2 separate regions of the Homo sapiens genome follow, and region 1 is linked to region 2. Evidence: chromatin loops called from intact Hi-C (ENCODE). Cell type or tissue: mammary epithelial cell. All regions are shown on one strand. Each heading gives the region's core, and the rest is flanking DNA. Links, peaks and the distances in the headings are about the cores only. Region 1 overlaps SH3RF1 (SH3 domain containing ring finger 1). Region 2 has its middle 14 kb from the start of CBR4-DT.

What was found. Peaks named below come from ENCODE experiments on the same cell type or tissue, not always from the same donor. Only the 100,000 strongest peaks of a DNase experiment are listed, where the experiment ranks them.
Region 1: it touches region 2 in a loop (4-fold over the local background); 2 of 110 quality-filtered maps call a loop at or near these places.

Annotation. Positions count from the first base shown.
Region 1 is chr4:169,219,344-169,230,616 of GRCh38, reverse strand. The region is part of intron 2 of SH3RF1 (SH3 domain containing ring finger 1); the gene reads left to right. Among named protein-coding and RNA genes, the nearest start is that of SH3RF1, 46 kb to the left of the region's middle. RefSeq lists enhancers at 455-1,134, 4,321-5,520. In mammary epithelial cell, for the core only: no CTCF peak of the experiment used is centred there; DNase peaks (open chromatin) are centred at 4,506 and 5,006; H3K27ac peaks cover 3,837 bases.
Region 2 is chr4:169,018,323-169,029,595 of GRCh38, reverse strand. No RefSeq gene overlaps it. Among named protein-coding and RNA genes, the nearest start is that of CBR4-DT, 14 kb to the right of the region's middle. In mammary epithelial cell, for the core only: a CTCF peak has its summit at 4,653 (motif pointing left); no DNase peak of the experiment used is centred there.

The DNA of each region.
Region 1 (11,273 bases), core at 1,400-9,399, 200 kb before region 2:
AAAGTGATGGGAATACAGGTGTGAGTCACTGCGCCCACGTGGAATCAGTGATATTTGAATAATTGATACTTAATATTTTTAGCTTTGAGATTTTTTATTTTAGATTGAAATATTTCTATTTTTTATAGAAAAACAAATGAAAACTAAAGGAAATTTCCCATCTCTTTAGAATTAACCTTAATTCCTTTTAATTGAGTATTTATTACTCTGTATGAAGGAAAAAACATTTTGAAATGCTTTTCATAAATCTGTCTCTTGCTTATGTGTAGTGGATGGGGCATCCACGGCTCTATTTGAGGGTCAGTATTTTGAATCAGATACATTTGGATTCTTTATAAACATGGGTAGGTTCATTTAGCTGTGCACCATTTAAAGTCATATTGAATTAAACATTGTTTTTTATTTTATTTTTATTTTTGAGACAGAGTCTCATTTAGTGGCCCAGGCTGGAGCAGCGTGATCTTGGCTCACTGCAGCCTCCGCCCCTGGGTTCAAGCAGTCTCCTGCCTCGGCCTCCCGAGTAGCTGGGATTACAGGCATGCACCACCACGCCTGGCTAATTTTTGTATTTATAGTAGAGACTGGGTTTCACCATGTTGACCAGGCTAGTCTCGAACTCCTGACCTCAAGTGATCCACCCGTCTCCACCTCCTAAAGTGTTGGGATTACAGGCATGAGCCACCTCGCCTGGCCAAGCATTGTTTTTTAAAGGACCCACTCATGTAAATACAATTAGAGACAGCAGGAGCCTTTTCATATTTGTGTTGTTTCAAGTAGATTTTAATTGTAGTTGCAATTTGGCATTGATTTGACATTTGATATTTGAAATGCCTTTCATCCGTCGTATACTCTCAGGAGCATAAAGTGGGGCTGGTTTTGTTCCCAGTTGTGATGAGTAAGCTGTGGGGCTTACTCATGAGTAATACTCTGTGGAGATATGCTCTACATTAGTATTCACTTCTCACTTTCTTGCCTCAGCCCAGGTTATTTATAGGGATGTTAGGAAAACGTTCTGAAAACAGTGATGTTAAACAAAGTTAGAGGACTTTTAACACTTAGTATGCATTGTGACCCTCTAAAAGAGAGGCATGGTATACGTCCTTTTCCAAATGTATGTGGCCACCGAATAGGTTTTTTTTTTGGGTGGGGGGGTGGTATACCAATTTATGTTTCCAGGTGTTCTAAGGAACACAATTTGGGACACAAAAAAAAAGACATCATGTGTTGTACAATAAAGTATTATATTTAGATTGCTGTTTTGAAGAGTCAGAAAATTCTTCCTCTGATTGTTATTAAAGAAGGTGACCTACAAAAGTATTGGAGAATTGGGTTAAGTTTGACAAAAGAACTGTTTTTAATTAAATTCAAATGTTAATTATTCTAGGTAAGTCTCAATAAAAAAGGAATTATAAAGATGAGTTCAGTTTTCCACAAGCCACTGCACTCCAGCCTGGGCCGCAGAACAAGATCCTGTCTCAAAACAGAAAACAAAAAGCAAAACAAAACTCTTAAGTATGATTATATTACGTATCAAACCCTGTAAACTAAAAGAGCTCTTTCCTGGTGAGACTGTCATGCCTTTTTTTAAAAAAATAAATCAGGTTAAGCTGTTTTCAGGTTTGCACTCTTGGAACCATCTGGAATTTGTTTGTTTGTTTGTTTGTTTTTCGAAGAACAGAATTTTTTTTGTTTTTTTAAAGTAAAATTCTAACATTACAAAATTATAGGAGACACTTGTGGAAGTATTCATTAGAATTAGTCTAGAATTATCAAATTAGGGCAGGGAAATCTAAAAAACTTTTGGGTATGGGTGTGGTATATGTCTGTGAGTCTGTATGAAAAATAAAATAGAAAGTGTACTGATGGATGATTCCATGCTGCAGTAGGCAGACTAATGTGTCATTCCCTTTCCCTCCCCTCAAGATGTTTACATCCTAATCCCCAGAGCCGTGTGTTATTACATGGCAAAGAGTTAAGGTTGCTAATCAGCTGACCTGGAGAGGAGATGATGATCCTGGGTTATTTGGATGAGTCCAGTGTAATCACTGGGGCTTTTAGAAGTGGAATAGCGAGGCAGAAGACAAGGTCCGAGTGATGTTATGTGATGAGGAACTCAACCTCCTGTTGAAGATGGAGGAAGGGGCCCCAAGGCAAGTGATGCAGGCAGCCTCTGGAAGCTGGAAAAGGCAAGAAAACAGATTTTTCCCCTAGAACCTCCAGAAAAAAAACACAGCGCTGCCAACACCTTGATTTTAGCTCAGAGAGACCCATTTTGTACTCTGACCTCCAGAACTGCAAGATAACAAATTTGTGTTATCTTAAGCCATGAAGTTTGTGCTAATTTGTTACAGCAGCTGTGGGAAACACATGTCTACTGAAATGTGTTTAGATGGTCTACTTGTGTTTGAAGACTATCTGCCTGTGTAGGCAATATTTTCTAGTGCAGATTTTTAATTCTTGCAGAAGGTATACATTTAGAATATGTACTTAATATATATTCTATTCAATGATGGTCTGCTCACTGTTCCTGGAAACAGCTGAAAAAGTAGAATAGGGAGGTAACTACGTGAACAAAAATAGTAGTTAAAAATGCGTTATGTTGCTTTTATAGGAAATGAAATCCTTAATAAAATTCAGTTCAGGCATTTGGGATTCTGAATCACTTCATGACTGTGATTTGTAGAGTTCCCTTCATTCGCTCTTGTGACATTATTTTGAAAAATTTCTCTTCCTGAATTGAAAAATGCAATAAACTCTGTTCTCGTGTCCAGGGATGGTACATCTTCCTGTGGGAAATTCCACTGTCTATCCCGTAGCCCTTTGACATTCCTCTTAAAAGTAACTGGGTCTGGCTTCGATGGGCACTGTTCTATGGTTGTAGATAATGTGGTCTTTCTACCTGTAAGTTGTTTCCAGGCCACTGGTAGAGAAAGGCACACAGAGAGAGTAATTGTAGATCAGTATGGTAGTATAGTAAAATAAATAATGCATAGATGTTATGGAACACCCCAGGGATCCCAGCTACCCCTGCCAAATGTTGTTTCAGAATATCAAATGCTAATTCAGATTTTAAACATTCTATTGCTGTGGGCTCCATTACAAGTTCTAAAGCATAAATTCCAACTCTATGCCTGATACCTGTTAAGACAACTACATATTTTTGTAGTCCATGGATAGTACATGAATCACTTTGTCATGTACCTATCAGTGAAAGATGAAATATTTGGTGATAAATACAGCTTATTCAAGAGGAACATTTTTCAAATGCACATAAGAGAGAATAGTTGTTTTTCATTTGCCATTTCAAAATTTTTAGTGTTTAATTCAGAGTTTTTTGGAAATAGGTTATTGATTGATGTTATAGTCTAATGATTTTTGTTATTTCCCATTCTTATCATTTTCTAATTGGAATTAATTAAACTCTTGGTTCTTTCTTATGTGTTTTTTTTTCAAGGCAGGGTGTTGCTCTGTCACCCGGGCTGGAGTACAGTGGCATGATCACAGCTTACTGAAGCCTCAACCTCCTGGGCTCAAGCAATCCTCCTGCCTCAGCCTCCCGAGTATTTAGGACTAGAGATTTGTGCCCCGACGCCTGGCTAGTTTTTCACTTTTTATAGAGATGGGGTCTTGTTATGTTGACCAGGGTGGTCTCAAACTCTTGGCCCCAAGTGATCCTCCCACCTCAGCCTACCAAAGTGCTGGGATTACAGGCATAAGCCACTATGCCTGGCCTCTTATGTATTTTTAAAAGCAGTTAGGTGACTGAGGTAGTACAATTTAGATTTAGAATTAGGTGACTAATGCTAGGCTAACACATTCAATTCATCATCCCAATCACAGTTATTATAAGACTTTAGCTTCACTGACAGTTTTGGCATACTGTGTAAAATAGATTTACAAAGATAGGTTTTATTATCTACAATAGTTTCCTATAAAATTGATGGTGCACTGTGGCCAATTTTTAAAAAAGCTACTGACCTAAAGTCATTTGCTGCTGTTGTGTGCCTTTCTGTATCTCCCTTTCTAGGGGGGTAAGGAATGGTTAAATGAGATTAGCATGGGCTTTGATGATCTCATTAATTACTTAGTTTATGTATTCTGATCTTTCTTGCTCTTTTTTTTTTTTCTTTAAATCAGGCTCCCTCAAATTTTTCTTCATTATAACATTCCATGTATTTTGCTTTTCACTGCTGTGGAATGGTAGTGTTATGGTGACCAGGAAAACCTTGATATGTAGACACGACAACTGTGATGAAAAGCAGAATGCTTTTGATTTATGAATTTGCAACTGAATTATAAATGTCAAGTGACTGTGAAAGACAAACCAAGTGGGAGTTTAAATTAATTTCAGAAACAAAATATACTCTTTTATCTATAGCGTGATTTGCATTGTCTGGGGGGTTCTTCATTCACTTACCAAAGGTACTTATCCACCTACCTCTTTCATTCATATTAAGTGCACTAAACAAAAGAGACAAACTATGAGTCACAACATTTGGTTGTTCTGATGTCACGACATTAAGTAGAATAATGGCATTAGTCAGAATATTGTTTCTCCTAGAAGTGGTTATCAGAAGTGTGTTGCTATATATATAATAGCTTTATTCATTGTCTCTTCTGTTGTGTTTAAGGGGGCTGTCAGCAACATGGCAGCCACTGCTTGATCATCTTCCCTTATCTGCCAGAGGAACAGGTGTCTCTTCCTCTTTCTAAGGGTAACATGTCTCTGCTCATCTCTTCTGTTTTCTTGTCGTTGGTGGGTCATATCATCCTGCAACTTCAATCTCTCCACTGGATTCTGCTCTTTAAGCTCTGCAAGTTAACTATTTTTACTTTTAAGACACACACACTCACCCAACCTACCCTCAACTCTGCTACTCCTTCAAGCTACCATCACTTTTATCACTTTCCTTTTATAACCAATCCTTGAAAAATAGTGTAGGCTCATCCACATTTCCTCAGACTGACTCACTTCCTTTAACATTGCAGTCACCTTTCTGTCTTGATGAAACTGCAGTCTTGACAGTCTCCAGACTCTCTTAGTCACTAAATCCATTGGCCTTTTACCCAGTTTACCCTCCTTTACATCTGTGCTTTTAACCCTCTTGCACACAGCATGATTCTTGAAATGACTTCCCTTCCTCATGTCCCTAGCGTTCTATCTAAGGTGTTTTGTGAGGTCTGCCTTTTCTCTGGTGGTGATCCTCTTTCCGTCTCGTGACTTTAGGGGTCACCATCTTGCTGATAACTCCCAAACAATTGCCTCCAGCCCTCACTTGTGCTGGAGCTCTGGTTCCACAAATCCAGCTGACTTTTCCTACCTGTGAAGTTGGCCAGCATTCAAACCTAATATGTCTGAAGCCGAAGCAGGTCATACTACCTTCCTTTTCAAATCCTCTTCTCCTTTCATGATGCTTTGCTTTGGTCATGTCCCTGTCATCCCTCTGTTGCCCAGGGTTAAATCTCAGGGTCAGCTGGTCATTAACTGGCACTAACCTTGTCTTGGTAATACCTTTTGAATTCATCAATGCAGAGCTTTGCTCTCTTTACTCCCAGGCATGTGGTAATTGGTCTCTCTCTGTCTGAGCTGGTCTCCCTCTTTTTAGTCTCTCTTCTTTCCCAACTGCTGTTGGATTACTCTGCTTAAAGTATAAAACCCTTGGGCACCCTGTTACAGAATGAGACTCGATGTCCCTTAGGCTGGCTTTCTAGGCCCCCAGGGAATCTGGCCCCAATTTTCCATTCCAGCCTCATGTTTGACTTCCCCTCTTCAATACTCTGCTCTAGCTAGGTGAAGCCACATTAGGCAAATCCTGATGGCTCAGTCTTCAAGATCTCCCTCATCTTATTACATCTGAGCACCTACCCAAGCCAAGCTGTCATAATCTCCTGCATTACTGCAGTAGTCTTGTTCCTGGTTACCCCTGCAGCTACTGTTATCCCCTGGAGCCAGTTTTCCATATAGTAGACAGAGACATTTTTTAAAGATAGAAATTAGAGGTCGGTGGTGGTGGTTCACGCCTGTAATCCCAGCACTTTGGGAGGCCGAGGCAGGCAGATCACCTGAGGTCAGGAGTTCGAGACCAGCCTGGCCAACATGGCAAAACCCCGTCTCTACTAAAAATACAAAAATTAGCCAGGCATGGTGGCGCGAGCCTGTAATCCCAGCTACTTGGGAGGCTAAGGCAGGAGAATCACTTGAACCCAGGAGGTGGAGGTTGCAGTGAGCCAAGATCGCACCATTGCACTCCAGCCTGGACCACAGAGCAAGACTCCATTTCAAAAAAAAAAAAAATAGGAAATTAGATCATGGCCTTCTAGAAATAGGCAATATGCCATTTCCTCTGTTTATAGCTCTCTACTGGCTTCTTCCTTACACTTAGAACAAAATCATATTTATGACCACAAGGCCATACAGGATCTGTCTCAGTGGTTCTCAGTGGGATGTACTGCCTGCTTCCTGTCCCTCATAGGAGTGTTTAGAAATTAGTGGAGCTTCTAAATTGTTACAAGGACAGTACTGTTGGCATTTAGTGCCACAAGGGCCATGATGCTAAATACAACAAGACCACAGTATTCTGCCCCAAATGTCAATGGTGCCTTTAAGGAGAAACATTCATTCTTACCTGTACTTATCTTTCCAGCAACATCTCTTACCTCTTTGATTCACGTATTTTCTTCCAGCTACACTGGCCTTCTAGCTGTTCTTAAATATGCCCAACTGTTCTGCCCCAGGGTTTTTGCCTGTGCTTTTTTGGCTCCCTTCCTTAGGATCACCTCTTCCACACTTGAATCCAGTCTCTGCTCACATATCACATTCTTATTGATTACCTATCTCCACCCACTGTGCTCTTACCCTGGTTTATTTTTATTTGCGCTTATCACAACCTGAAATTAACTTCTATAATTATTTGTTGATATGCTTGCCCATCACCCCATTAGAAAGTAAGCTCCTTTAGATATTTGAACATGGAAAGAAGGACATAATTTTTAAAAAAGAAAGTAAGCTCCAAGCAATCAGTGACTGTCTGTCTTATTCATGGTGTGTCGTGGTGTATCCCCCACATCTGGGACCATATGTTCAGTAAACATTCGTTGTCTGAATGAGTGAGCGGATGTCTCTTCCCTGCCTGCCTCATGCTCTGGTTTCCCTCTCTTTTCTTAACTATCCATAGTGTACTTTATTTGCATCTCTAATTCCTACCCATCCTTTTAGGGCCATTTTAGCCACCACCCCTTTCACATTGCCTTCTCTGATCTTGCCAGTGCCTCAGAACTCTCATAGAATGTGATGTGTATTTCTTATTATATGTGCTGCATTTTGTGGAGAGGTGTGGTGGCTTATATTTCTATCTTCCCTTCTGATCCATGCTTAGTGGCCATTGCATGTTACTATCCCTACATGTTGAGTGCAGCACCTTGCACTTGATGAGGGTCTGTTACCTGTCAATGGAATGAATAGATGTTCTTTTATATCTTCCTGGCAGAAAGGCCCCAGGAAGGTCCAGGGTCAGTGCCTTAAAGTGAGTCTGCGTGTTGGAGGACTGATGCCACTTGGGAAGGCAGAGGAAGTTGGAGGCAATGTCACATGTGTTTCCCGCCTTGTGAAGAGCTGCAGCTGGGCAAACCACGAGGGGTGCCACATGGTGCCTCATAAAAATCCATGCGAGGACAGGGGTGCTGTCCACACAGGCATTTATAGCCGCCCATTTGGCTTCATAGACAGCTGAGAACTTGCCATTTTAGAACTGAGTTTTCTTAGCTGAACTCATGTATTGGAAGTGTCGTTGGGAGCAGGAAGGAATAAACATGTTCCATTAAAGTTAAAGTGTCACAAAATAGAGAGTTGTTAACATAAGTTCTTTCTCAGTTTTAGTTGTAAAATGCATTTTAGAAGGTGAAAGATTAACAAGGGAAGCAATAAACTGACTGAAATTTGTCCTCAGATTACTATTCCACTTTTATTGAAGGAGACTTTGTTATTATTTTGTTACAGTATTTATCTTAACAATGTTATTAATTTGGAATGAAATTCTATTATCTTAAATTCCTCTTAGGAAGTTGTCAAAATATACAGAACAGTTAATGATTTATATATATATATAAATATGTATAAAAATATATATATAAAATACATATATATGTATTTTTTAGACCGAGTCTCAGCTCTGTCACCCAGGCTGGAGTGTAGTGGTGCAATCTCAGTTCACTGCAACCTCCACCTCCCAGGTTCAAGCAGTTCTCCTGCGTCAGCCTCCCAAGTAGCTGTGACTACAGGTGTCTGCTACCATGCCTGGCTAATTTTTTGTATTTTTAGTAGAGACGGGGTTTCACCATGTTGGCCAGGCTGATCTCCAACTCCCGATCTCAAGTGATCTACCTGCCTCGGCCTCCCAAAGTGCTAGGATTACAGGCGTAAGCCACCATGACCAGCCTATTGATTTATAATTTAAGAGCATATTATAATTGTCACATTGCTGATTTTCTATTGCAGTATCTTTGCTTTGAGCAGAAGATAAGCCTACATTTAAGAAAACCCAAAAAGGTGGTTTGAATGTATATTATTATTACATAGTAGACACCTACACTTGATAATGTATAGATGTTCAAGGAAAAACTATTAGTAGTGTTTTTTTGGGATGGATGAGGGGAACGAAGACTTACTTTGAGAAGTTTGTATTACATAGTCTATTATTACTTTAGTCTATCCAGTTAAGCAAAAAGGTTATACTTTAGCTTAGCAGTTCACTGTTTGTACTGTGTAACGATTTTGGATCTTTACATAGCCTGCTAATAAAAGGCTATCAGAGTTGTAGAATTCAGATATTACGTAAGTGATGAATTTTAAAATTCAGGGCAAATTTTATGGGGTAAAAGATGAAGTGTTTTGTCATCTAGGATTTAGCAGTTAACTTTTTTTTATTATCAGACATAAAATATGTTGCCTTTATTTTATAGATTACAAGGTATGTTATAAGGAGCATAGTGTTTATATGTTAAAATGAAGTGCTATCATAAAGAACGTTTTAGCCTAATGCATGTCTTTGATTGAACTTTCTTTTCCAATGTTAATGTTTTCAAACTTTTCTCGGAACTGAGTTGTTGGTGTAACTGATTATGGTATATCTTATGTTATACACTATTTTTCTTTCATAGGGATCAGACCCAGCAAGTTGAGTAATTTTAAGAGTTTTATTTTTGTGGAAACTAGGTCTTAAAAGTACTTCCAACCCCATGTCATCTGGAAGAGGACTCAGCTGGTTGATCGTCTATCACAGTTTGTTGGAGAGACCTATTTTTTTTTTACATTCAGATGCTTCTCAGAGTTCTGTTTATAAACATTGTCAGGAGCAGAGAGTGTTAGGGATCTTCCACTTGAAAGAAAAATGACAAAAAGAATAAAATCACTACTTGACTTGCCTGCGGTTTTGTGTTCAGCCTTTCGTCTTAATGCTATTGAGGATTACTCTTGCTCACTAGAGAGCACAGAATGATGTTGTGTCAGCAAATCGAAAACAGTATAAAATGCTATGTGCGCCTCTCATTTCTGATTAACTACTTGAGACCTTTTCACATTAAAGTTTAGTTGTGTTCAACTCTTTCGACACGAGAGTTCAAAGACCATGTACTTTTAACTAAACCAGAATTGTTTGTCTGCTAAACTTCTGCCTTGAAGGCAAATTTAACCTGTGCCTGATCTTTAATCTCATTAATTTTAACAAAAATCATGACCTCTTCAATGACTTTGTTTTTGGAAATTATAAATACTAACCTAATACAATGTATGAATTTTTAGATTTTTACTCCGGATTGCATTTCCATGTAATTTCACATTCCTGTGTACATTACACACCAGTGAATAGTAACAGATTGTTAGTATGTTCAAGCTTTGTGTTGCATGGTGGTAACTATAGAGTTTGCGGGTCAGTTGTTTGACAGAGGAATCCAGTACAGTGAAAGCTAATCCCATTGGAGCTGGGTGCCCAGGTGCCCAGACTGCTGGAAGTGGGGCAGGATTGGGAATTGCTAAAATCTCTCCGAAGGCCAGGCAGGGGTTGCTCTCATGGAAGAAAGCAAGTGTTCCCCACCCACAACACCTTCCCCACTCCCTAGTCCACACTTGCCAAAATATGCACTCTAAATGTACTAGAAAAAGGAAAATTTATCCTGTGGAGGAGAGGATCAAACAGAAGTTCATTCGGTTCTTTCATTTTTGACCGAGGAAAGCTAGCGTGAATGTTTAATCACAGAACTTGCGAAGGAACATGTATTTAAAATGAAATTTATTCTTCTTCAATCTTCATGTGAAGTGTCAGCTAGCTGTGGACACCACTTGACATTTTTTTTCCAGTTATGATTAAAAGAAGTTCATAGAAAAGAAGGAAATACATGTGAATTTAAATTTCATTATTAAAGCAGTCAAAATTATGCACATTTTATAACAAAACTATTCCTTGCATTAGTTACTCTTTTCTAAGTTACCTATAGACAATGAAAAATGAGGCATGTTGGTAGACAGATGATTCACTTTGACTGATTGGAAACAATTTTGGTATTTCTTTGCAGCAAAACCCACATTTCTGCTTTCTCTTTTCTTTTTTTCTCTCTTCTGTCTTTCCTGTAATTTAGAGTACCACACGCTAGTTTGTACTGATCGCCTGGAAGTTGATTGCTAATAACAAACTGTCTATCCAAGTATCATTTTAGTCATTTGAGACAAAATAAAAATCTAGGAATAAAAAGCATGACATTTAAGTGAATAACGATTGCATACAGGGCGACATGTAAATAATTGATTTTCTAATAATTAATGAGAGAAAGTAGTAGAGGGATAAAAATGAAGAAGTATTCTCACCTACAAAATTTATAAACCCCTGGTTTGAACAGCAAGAATGCATGAATACAGTTCTTGAGTTTGAGTTCTTTGAGTAATTAGAGCAGCTGTCTACTGGCCCTCTGCCTGCAAATAGGCCTGAAGGAAATACAAAACAGTAGACAAGGAAGAACAAACACAAGCTGCTCCTTATACACCATCCCTCAAATATTTGGTTAGAGATCTCAGAGGAGAGTACATTAGTTTTGGGGGTTTTTGGTTTTTTTTGTAAGCGAATAATCTCTGATAGCTTTGAAATAGTTTCTTTTAGGAGGAAAAACCTGAAAATAAAGTAATGACTCCTTTATTGGAAGTAAGGTGTTGTCATGGGTGAATATATACCTAACTGGAGTTTGTTACGCCAAATACCAGAGCCCTTTTTAAATTTCTGTAATTTTTA
Region 2 (11,273 bases), core at 1,588-9,587:
GTGGCTCACCACCTCATTTCAGACAACCAGGGGGGCTCAGTGCACAGCTGCTCTTTTATTCTCTTCCAAGAGAGTTTGTGTAAGAACTTTGCAAGCATTTCCTTTACAATTTGTCTTTCTGGGAAAATTGCATATGGCGTTGGTATAACTTGCTTAATAGTCACAATTTATTAATTTCATCATTTTTTCTCAAGAGAGGTAGAAAAAAATGACTAATCGTGTGGTGGGTGACAGAGAGTCTTTCTTTGGACCATAAAAGGTAACTGGATCAAGTCCCCAAACAATGTTACTGACTTAAAAATTCACATCTGCACTGTATTTATAGTTACCTTATTTTTTGACCCATTGCTTATGCTTGAACAAGACTCTTTTTTTTTTCTTTGAGACAGAGTCTTGCTCTGTCACCCAGGCTGTAATACAGTGGCACAATCACGGCTCACTGCAGCCTCCATCTGCAGCCTCCATCTCCTGGTCTCAAGCAATCCTCCCACCTCAGCCTCCCTAGTTGCTGGGACCACAGGCTCATGCCACCATGCCCAGCTAAAAAACAAAACTCCCCGCGCCGCCTCACCAAAAAAACAAAACAAAACAAGGCTCTTAAGTTCAATTTTCTAAGTAAAAATTTGTGAAACTATTTTTGTTGTTTCATTACCATTCGTTTCTAAGACCAAAGGATACATATTGTTCTCTGCTTTCTTCTCCCTAAAGCCAAACTTTTTTTTTCTTTCTTTCTATGGTTACGTCACGTTAATTTTTTTTTTTTGAGACGGAGTCTCGCTCTGTCACCCAAGCCGGAGTGCAGTCACACAGTCTCAGCTCACTAAAAGCTCCGCCTCCTGGGTTCAAGCGACTTTCCTGCCTCAGCCTCCTGAGTAGCTGGGGCTTCAGGTGTGTGCCACTACACCCAGCTAATTTTTGTATTTTTAGTAGAGACAGGGTTTTACTATGTTAGCCAGGCTGCTCTTGAACTCCTGACCTCATGATCCGCCCCCCTCCACCTCCCAAAGTGCTGGGATTACAGGCATGAGCCACCACGCCCGGCCATGTCACGTAAATTTTAATGAGACGAAATATCTATCAAGCTTAAAATCATATGAGAAATTTGAAGGAAAATGATTGTAGATTTTATTCGGAAAAGATACTCTGAGTCATCAGTTATTCCTTTTTTTCTGATTATTAAGGCTGATAAAAAAAAACCTCTTTATTTTGAAATATGTATGGGCTCACAGAAAGCTGCAACACTTAACACATAGAGTTCCATGTGGTGACATCTTATATAACCATAGTACCATATTAAAACCAGTAAACTGGCGTGGAATAACACTAGTAACTAGAGTATAGACCTTACTCTGCATTCTCCAGTTTTTACATGCACTCATGTGTGTGTGTATTTATAGTTCTATGCAATTTGACCCCAGTTATAGATCAGTACATAATTACTGTTGTAGCTAACACAACAATTAGGATACAGAATTGTTCCATCAGCACAAAGGAACTCCCTCATTCTACCCCTTTGCATCCTCCCTCTGTCCGCTGTTCATAATCCCTGGCCACCACTAATCTGTTCTCCATCTCTACACTTTTGTCATTTCCAGGATGTTCTATAAATGGAGTCATACAGTATGTAACCTTTTGACATTGACTTTTTCACCCAGCATAATGTCCTTAAGACCCACCCAGTTTGTCGCATGTATCCATAGTTTATTCCTTTGCGTGGCTGAATAGTATTCCACCGTATGGATATGCCAGAGTTTGCTTAACCATTTGCCCTTTGAAAGACATTTGGATTGTTCACAGTTTTTTTGCTATTACAAATAAAGCTACTATCAGCATTCATATACAGACTTATTCTCTGTGTATATGAGCATAAGTTTTCATTTCTCTGGGATAAATGCCCAAGAGGATATGATTGCTAGGTTATGTGGCAAATGCAGATTTAGTTTTATGAAAAACTGTCAAGAAATTTTCCAGAGTAGATGTACATTTTAAACTTCCACCAGCAGTATAGGAGGGGTCCAGTTTTCCCACATCCTCGCCAGTAACAAACTTTTTAGATGAGTAAGTGAACATGAAAACATTGTGAGATGACAAAGGCCACATATAGACTGGGCAAAGTATGTGAAAGGAGATATTTGGCTTGTATATGATCCTCAGACCACTTTTTCAGGAGAGATGGCAGCAACATTTGCTGTAATATAAATTTCCCCTGCTTTTATCAGCCTGTAGCCATGAATCAGCAGTGGCTTCAAGTGTTAGAAAACTCAACTACAGCCATTTAAGCACATGGGGCTATTTTCCTCACAGAACAAGAGATGCAGAAATCAGCGACTGCGGAGGCTTAAAGATGATGGCTGCTGCTGCTGTTGCTTCAGGAATCATGTTCACATTCCTCCAGGAAGAAGACAGAAGGAGAAAAGGCAGTGTTTCTATCACAGAAAAAAAAATTGTTTTTTTTTTTTTTTCAGGAACACCACTAGTGTTCTGTTTTGGTCATGTTGCCCAGAACACTGCCTCAGATCCCCTCATGGCTGGAACAACATGGTAGGGAGAAGGGCCTTGGAATGCTGACTGGGTCAGGAATTCACTATTATCTGCCACAGGGGACCGTCAACATTAATGGTCAACCTTTGCCAGCTTAAGGCTTCCCCCAGTGATGCATGGCCTCATCTTATTGTAATGTCCTCCATCGTAAAGCATTTCTGGGTATTTCTATGGGGTATCTCACTTGTGCTTATAAGCAAAGTCCGGTCCCACTGCTCAACACCATTGTTCTCTGCAGGTCCTTGTGAGGTACAATGTTATCTGCAGGGCCCTCCCCTCCCCTAAGCTTCCGCCCTGGTCCTCTGGTTGTCACCATGGAGGAACTAGAAAGTTCACGCAGTTGGGGCTGCATTCCTTGCCAAAGTGGGGAGAGAGCTCTCCCCCCTGCTTTGGGCACTCTTTGTCATGCTCTGTGCCATGCGTTTCATGACTACCTTTCTGAACCCATTTCCTCACTTGAGCTTATGAACGTTCACTCTTCATTGGTTCATACATTGTCCATGGGGCTGGACAGGTGACCAGACACAAGGCCATCCGTTCCACTGATAATGTCTTTCTCATTCTTACATTCCCACAAAAGTACAACCTAACATGCCATTTCTTCTTTTCTTTTTTTTCTTTCTTTCTCCTTTCTTTCTTTCTTTCTCTCTCCTTCCTTCCTTCTCTCTCTTTCTTTCTTCTTCCTTTCTCTCTCTCTCTCCTTCCTTCCTTCTTTCTCTCTTTCTTTCTTTCTTTCTCTCTCTCTCTCTCTCCTTCCTTCGTTTCTTTTTATTTTTCTTTCTTTCTTTTTTTGAGATAGTCTTGCTCTGTCACCCAGGCTGGAGTGCAGTGATGCAATCTTGGCTCACCACAGCCTTGATCTCCTGGGCTCAAGCAATCCTCCCACCTCAGACTCTTGGGTAGTTAGTACTACAGGCGCCACCACACCCAGCTAATTTTGGTAGAGACGGGATCTCCCTATGTTGGCCTGGCTGGTCTTGAACTCCTGGGCTCAAGCAATCTGCCCGCCTCAGCCTCCCAAAGTGCTGGGATTATAGGCATGAGCCACCGTGCCTGGCCTAGCATGCTCTTTGCGTGGCAAACCAGCTCATGCAAATAAACAGCTGTGTAGGGGACTTCGCCAGCCTCACCTGTCCAGACGTGAATCTCAGTGTAAGCTAAGAAAAGACCAACTGTGCACACTGTCTTCCTATTGGATCGCCTGTGTGAATTCAGTTGGTCTGACTGAATCACTAACTCCGTCCTCCCTCACTGCTCACTGTTTCTTTCCCTGGTGTTTGTTTATGTTACAATTAAAAATGACTGTTTTCCAATCAAGGATGTAGACCCAGTTAGAGCTTCTTTAGATTCCAGTGGGACAAAGGAAGCTCCCTGTTTTATACTTGGTCTTACCCAAAAGGACAAGAAGTGATCCCTCCTCTTTTCATTGCTGCCTTTTTGGCTTAGCGCATGCAACAGCAGTTGGGATGTGTGTTAGTTACCACGAAAATGCCAGTTGCTATAACAAAGAACCTGATAGAACAGAGATTTAAGCAAGAGAGAAGTTTATTCTCTCTCAGGTCTCAAAGCTGATATGGGACCTCTACCATGTCAAACATCCAGCCACCCATGCTGTTGTTACTCTGCCATACTCAACACACAGCTCCAATCCCTGTGTCCAGTATGGCTGCTCTGGCTCTCACCATCATGTCTATAACTAGCCAGCAAGAAGGTGGAAAGTAGAATAGAAGGAAATATTTTTTTCCTTTTATGGGCATGACCAGGAAGTTCCCACACAATTTTTGCTTAAATCCTGTTAACCTGACTTTAGAAGCATGGCCCTACTTAGCTGTAAGGGAGGTGAGGCTGGGAAGTATGGTCTTTATTCTGGATATTCTGTTATCACAACAGAATTATACACTTTCAGCATCTAGCAGAATCAGGTACAATGTCCTCTAGATTTGGGGCCAGACAGGAATGCTACAATTTTGGGTGGTGGTTCTCAACCAGGGCAATTTTGCTCCCCTCTACCCCACTCCGCCCCCATCCCCTTCTAGGAGACATTTGGCAATGTCTGGAGATATCATTGTTTGTCACAACTGTGAGGATGTACGTTACTGGCATCTAGTGGATAGATGCTGCAAATATTCTGTGGTGCACAAGACAACCCCCAACAACAACAAAAATTATACATCCTAAAATGTCAATATTGTTGAGTTTGAGAAATCCTGCCTTAGGAATCTATCTTTACAAAGTCTTAGCCCACCACATGTTAATCTCTCTCAGCTTTCATTTGTGGCTTTTCCAATACAATTTCTGAGATTCAGGCATATCAATGTGCTTCCAATAAATCAGAACTGTAAGACACTGTTAGCTCTGTTTGCCATAGGTCATTTTAACAAGAAAATGAAACTTTTTTGACCCCTATCCATAGTTCCACGACCACCATTACTTACCCAGCTTTAGTTCTGAAGAGAAAGGTTTCCTTCTTTGGGTTTTCTGAAGCTATTTAATAATATACAATAACCCACTAATCCAGAGTAAAGAAGAAATCTGTTCAATTAAAGGCAAGTGTAATTGTGTATAATTAATCATAGTCTTCTTAAGGGAAATAAACATAATTTGTTTTTAGTAAGAAGGAATCTATAATTATTCGGTGACAGAGGAAAAACCATTCATTAATATATCATGTTTACTTTGAATGTAGTGAAATGCATTGTAGTTTTTGCTGTTAGTTTTAGGCATGAAAAACTGTGTGTTAAATCTTGTCATTTCTGGTTCTGATAATCTGCTTTGATGACAGATTAAAAATGCAGTTTGTCATATCAGGACATTAATCTTAAATAATCTACCTGAGAGAACAGTACCAAACCCTCCGGAGAGGTTTCCAACATGAGATGGTGACACTTCTTAATAAGCTCAGGATTAGTGATGTAACTTGTCACTGGTTCAGCTGGAAAAAGTAGAAAAATGACACAGTTGCTGCAGTGACCACTCAGGAGTTGTGTTCTATAAATCTGGAAAATCAACTTCTGGAAATTCTCCCCTGAGATGAAGATGTACTGTGTGTCAGCCATGCATCACAGAAATCTTTCATTATTTTAGGTTGTTATTTAGACATCATATATTTTTCTTGTGGACAGACACAAGCATACTGTTCTTCATTTCCTATTCTTCCGGATCTGAGCACTTTCCTTTTGGGTTCATAGGACTTTGTAATTAACTCTCTTAAAACATCATTTCACAGGGAGTCACGTGCTACCTTTGCATTTTTATTCCATTTCTACCTATTTTATTTTTCATATCTTTGTTATTTGCCTTTCCAATGAGACAGTGTCTTGAAGAAAATGTTTATTTCTTTTATTTTGTTTATCCCACAACATTTAGTACAATTCCTTATATGTACTTATATGTACATCGTTATTGATTGTCGTGTTTTCCTTTTGTTTAATATCATGGCTATAACTGTGCTCTTGTCACGAGTAGACTTAAAAACCATTGTAAGACTGCATGCAATTACACTGTTATTATTATGATGGAATACAAAAGAATTTGGAACACAAAAGAGTAGAAAGGCCGGGCGCGGTGGCTCACGCTTGTAATCCCAGCACTTTGGGAGGCCGAGGTGGACGGATCACGAGGTCAAGAGCTCGAGACCATCCTGAGCAACATGGCGAAACCCCGTCTCTTTTAAAAATACAAAAATTAGCTGGGTGTGGTGGTACATGCCCGTAGTCCCAGCTACTTGGGAGGCTGAGACAGGAGAATTGCTTGAACCCGGGAGGCGGAAGTTGCAGTGAGCGGAGATTGCGCCACTGCACTCCAGCCTGGCGACAGTGGAAGACTCCATCTAAAAAAAAAAAAAAATTGTAGAGAATAAAAGATCGGAATGTTGTGTGACTGTGATGTATTTTAGGTAGGGAACTAAACACACATATGTATATTAAAACAATATACAGAACTTTAACTTGTTAATAATCTCTCTCTGCTTTCATTTTGTGCTTTTCTAAGAAAATTTCTATTGTATCAGCAGATATAACAAATGATCTACCTGGTAAGATCATTTAATGCAAAATGTGTCTGAAATATTAAGCTTATGTGGCAATGAATGAAAACTTTTTAATATCCTTGCTCATTTGTGACATAGAAGAACATGCAGAGCCTTTGGCATCCAGGCAAAGACTCAAGCCCCTTGTCACACTTCACCACTTACTGTGTGTCTGTGAGCAAATTACTGTAACCTCAACTAGCTTCATTTTCATTGTGTGTAAAATGGAGATTATGATACCTTCCTTTGAAAAATTAAATTAAATAAATTATCATATACATCACCTAGCACACTGCCTGGCAGTGTCAGAGTTCTTGGGACACAAGCAATAGAAACCCACCCCGCCAAACTTAAATGAGAAAAGCCCATTTATTAGAATAATACTGGGGACCTCACAGAATCAAGGAAGAGTTAAACAACTCAGTTTCAGAACTGGGGGACTCTGGGCATCTTCGCAGCAGGAAGTCCTGACAGCTTTCTGGGTACAACATCTCCATGGATGACTGGGCTCATCTTCAACCACTCTTGGTTCTTCTTAAGATGTATATTTTTAGGAGAAAGATGCTTATTTCTCTGGACTAGGTTACCTGATTTTTCAAAGGCTGGAGGGTTGGGTTAAGTCACTGGCAGCCTCACTAGATCATCAGGAAAGTGGGAGTGGAATTCTCTAGCCACTGGACTCCAGCCTGGGTGACAGAGTGAGACTCTGTCTAAAAAAAAAAAAAAACCAAAACAACAAACAACAACAACAACAACAAAAACAGCCTTCTATGGCTTTCTATTTTCTTTAAGATAAACACCGAAATCTGCAATGTGTCCTATGAGGTTTAGCATAATCTGACCTATGCTTAATCTCTTTTCCTCATCTTATAGTTTTCTATTCCCTTCTTTCTCAAGCTTCAGGCACATTACTGAGGTTCAGTTTCTGGAATAGTTTCCATCTGGGTCATTATGTAGCCAGGTGCCTAGACCTCTCTTCTCCACATTTAACAGCTCCTGCCCCACAGCTTTCTTCACCTGATTAACCCTTTCTCATTCACCAAGACTCAACTTAAGTGGAACTTCCTAGGGAGTTTCTCCTGATTGCCCAGGCTAGGCTAATTGCCCATTATTCATTTCTACGGCCCCTCCACCTGCACTTTCTTTTCTTAACATTTTTCATAACTATAATCACTTGTTCAGCACACATCTTGCAGCATGAGGGGAATAACTGCGGTTCACTGCTGTCTTCCTTGGCTCTGCCACAGTGAAGGGAGTGCAACACATTCTCACCATGCATCCGTGGGCTCAGGTCTTCAGATATATGAATCCCCCAGATTAACAAAGACGTGCTAATTAAATATTAATTTAAATACTTGAACACAGCTGATCACATAGTTTTATTTATTATTTATTTATTTATTTATTTATTTGAGATGGAGTCTCACTCTGTCGCCCAGGCTGGGGTGTAGTGGCGCCATCTCGGCTCACTGCAACCTCCACTTCCCGGGTTCCAGCGATTCTCCTGCCTCAGCCTCCCAAGTAGTTGGGATTACAGGCGTGTGCCACCAAGCCTGGCTAATTTTTTTGTATTTTTAGTAGAGATGGGGTTTCAGCAAGTTGGCCAGGCTGGTCTCGAACGCCTAACCTCAGGTGATTCACCAGTCTTGGCCTCTCAAAGTGCTGGGATTGCAGGCGTGAGCCACTGTGTCCGGCCATCACATAGTTTTAGAGTTAGTCTTCTCCTCATTGATGTGGACCTGTGTTGTGATTTTTTTAAGCGTGAAATATCTGTAATATGAAGTATACATTTTCTGCTACTAAGTTATTCTTAGATCATGTGATGAAATTAAATATATTGATATTTTGTGGTGCGTCACAAAAAATTCCATGTCCTTGACAATGGAAACAATAGACACTGGGGACTTCTTGTGGGGGTTGGGAGGGAGAAGCGGGACAAAGGTTGAAAAACTATTGGCTGCTATGCTCACTACCTGGTGGATGGGATTATTTGTATCACAAATCTCAGCATCATGCAATATACCCATGTAACAAACCTACACATGTGCCCCCCAAATCTAAAATAAAAGTTGGACTTAATAAAAAAAGAAGAAAGAAAATTATATTTCACAACTGTATTGGTATAAAGGTGAATATATTAATATTATACATTAGACGTTTTGTCCAACCTAAAAGAAAAAATAAAAGTATTGGTTAAACACAAAAATAGGCCAGATACGGTGACTTACACCTGTAATCCCAGCCCTTTGGGAGGCCGAGGCATGCAGATCGCTTGAGTCCAGGAGTTCGAGATGTGTTTGGGCAATATAGTGAGATCCTATCTCTACAAAAAAATACAAAAAAATTAGCCAGGCATGGTGGCATGCGCCTGAGGTCCCAGCTATTTGGGAGGCTGAGATGAGAGGACTGTATGAGCCCAGGAGGTCAAGGCTACAGTGAGCCAAGATTGAGCCACTGCACTCCAGCCTGGGTGACAGAGCGAGATCCTATCTTGAATAAATAAATAAATAAATAAGACAAAAATAAAAAATAAAACAAAGCGAGAGGAAAGAAAAACATTCCATGTCTTCCCTGTGTCATCTATGCTATTGCTGTTAGGCTGGTGTGTGTTAACATCTCTTCTTCATAGATACGATGAGGATGAGACACCCCTATGGTGATTCATGTCCAATACACACTGCTTTGCATGTGTATCTATTTCTGTTGGATTCACCACTTCATCAATAGCTTCAAAACGTCTCCCAGAATTCCACATAAGTCCAGACTTGTGCTAAAAAGGAAAATGAGGATGTAATAGATGCTAACAGGGAAATACGCTTTATTATGTTATTCTGAGGACTGGAACTTTAGAAATATATTTGAGGATAATCTTTTACAAATAAATAAACTTGTTCAGGTTGAACCCTCAGACCTCAGATATATATTTTTAATACATTGATTTGAAAGAAATGGAAGTTAGAAGCCAGAATTTATTGATTTATTTACTTTTATTATTATTATTTTTTTGAGATGGAGTCTTGCTCTGTTACCCAGGCTGGAGTGCGGTGGTGCGATCTCAGCTTACTGCAACCTCCGCCTCCTGGGTTCAAGTGATTCTCCTGCCTCAGCCTCCTGAGTAGCTGGGATTACAGGCACGTGCCCCATGCCCGGCTAATTTTTGTATTTTTTTGTAGAGACAAGGTTTCACCATGTTGGACAGGATGGTCTCAAACTCCTGACCTGAAGTGACCCACCCACCTCGGCCTCCCAAAGTGCTGGGCTTATAGTCATGAGCCACCATGCCAGACCCAGAATTGTGACTGACATATTTTGTGTGAGATACAAGAAGTAAGGAATATCAGAAGAAAAACAAAAACAGAAGAAAATGTTTTCTGACCTGAGAAACCAGAATAATAATATAAGGCAAGTCTCTCAATAGTGATGGCTAAACTATGGCTGTCTGATGCATAAGTCCAGAATGCCTATTTCCTATTGAAAGGAGGTGCTACTAATTATTAATAATTGTAAGGCGATGGCATCGTGCTAAGTATTTTATATAGGATCAACCTATCTTATGGCTGTCAATAACCTCATGCCAGTATTATTTTCCCTATTTTTTGCATAAAGAAATCTTAACCCAGAGAGTTTAATAACTTGCCCAAGATTACACAGCTTGTGGTAGAGCCAGAATTCAAATTCAGTAGACTAAACCCAGAGTTATATATGATGCTATATTGCCAGTTTTATATATATTTATGGAATTTTGCCTGAAACAGTTAGAGTGTATGTTGTGAATGAAAAGTATTCATGTTGTCATCTGTCACTTTTTTTATTTTTGGAGACAGGGGGTCTCTGTCTGTCACCCAGGCTAGAGTGCTGTGGCATGGTCACAGCTGACTGCAGCCTAGACCTCTTGGGCTCAAGCAATCCTCCCACCTTAGTCTCCCAAGGAGCTAGGACCACAGGCACGCACCACTACACACAGATAATTTTTCAATTTTAATTTTGTAGACACAGGGTCTTTCTGTGTTGCCCAGGCTGGTCTCAAACTCCTGAGCTCAAGTGATCTTCCCACCTTGGCCTCCTGAAGTGTTGGGATTACAGGCGTGAGCCATGGTGCCAGGCCTCTGTCACCTTCTAAGCCAATTCTTTTCAACTGATTTATTCCATCTCTATTTAGTAGAAGGGAAAAAGGATACATTCCATAGTTTTGGTTAAGGATCATCTACTTTATACTCATTTATTTAAAATTATTGTGGTTTAATGGCTAGCCTAGTAAATTAGCCAAATAAATTAATATGTCATTTTTAAAAATAAGGTGAATTTTGGCCCATTTTTTCCCACTCATAGGTTATATAGGGACCCATAAATATGTACTCCTCAACTCAGTAAGTTAAGCAAATTATGAGTATTACTTGCCAGAGGGGACTGATTCATATTCCTTATAGGATTGGTGTCTGTTTCACTTCTTAAAAATTCGTATCTCTCTCCTCATACATTATCACCTCCTCTTCCATTTCTCTTCATATTATTATATGTTGGGTGCTGGTTCTGGGACTCACTACTGGTTACTTGGAACAAAACATTTACAGATTTCATGGGGCATTGAGCTCAGCTAATAATATTTGAAAAAGAGAAAAAGGCAGTAGTCTGTTAAGGAGACTAAATGGTGTACATGTTGCATTTAAAACAGAGCTTATTTTGAGCAAAGATCCCCTAGGGGGAT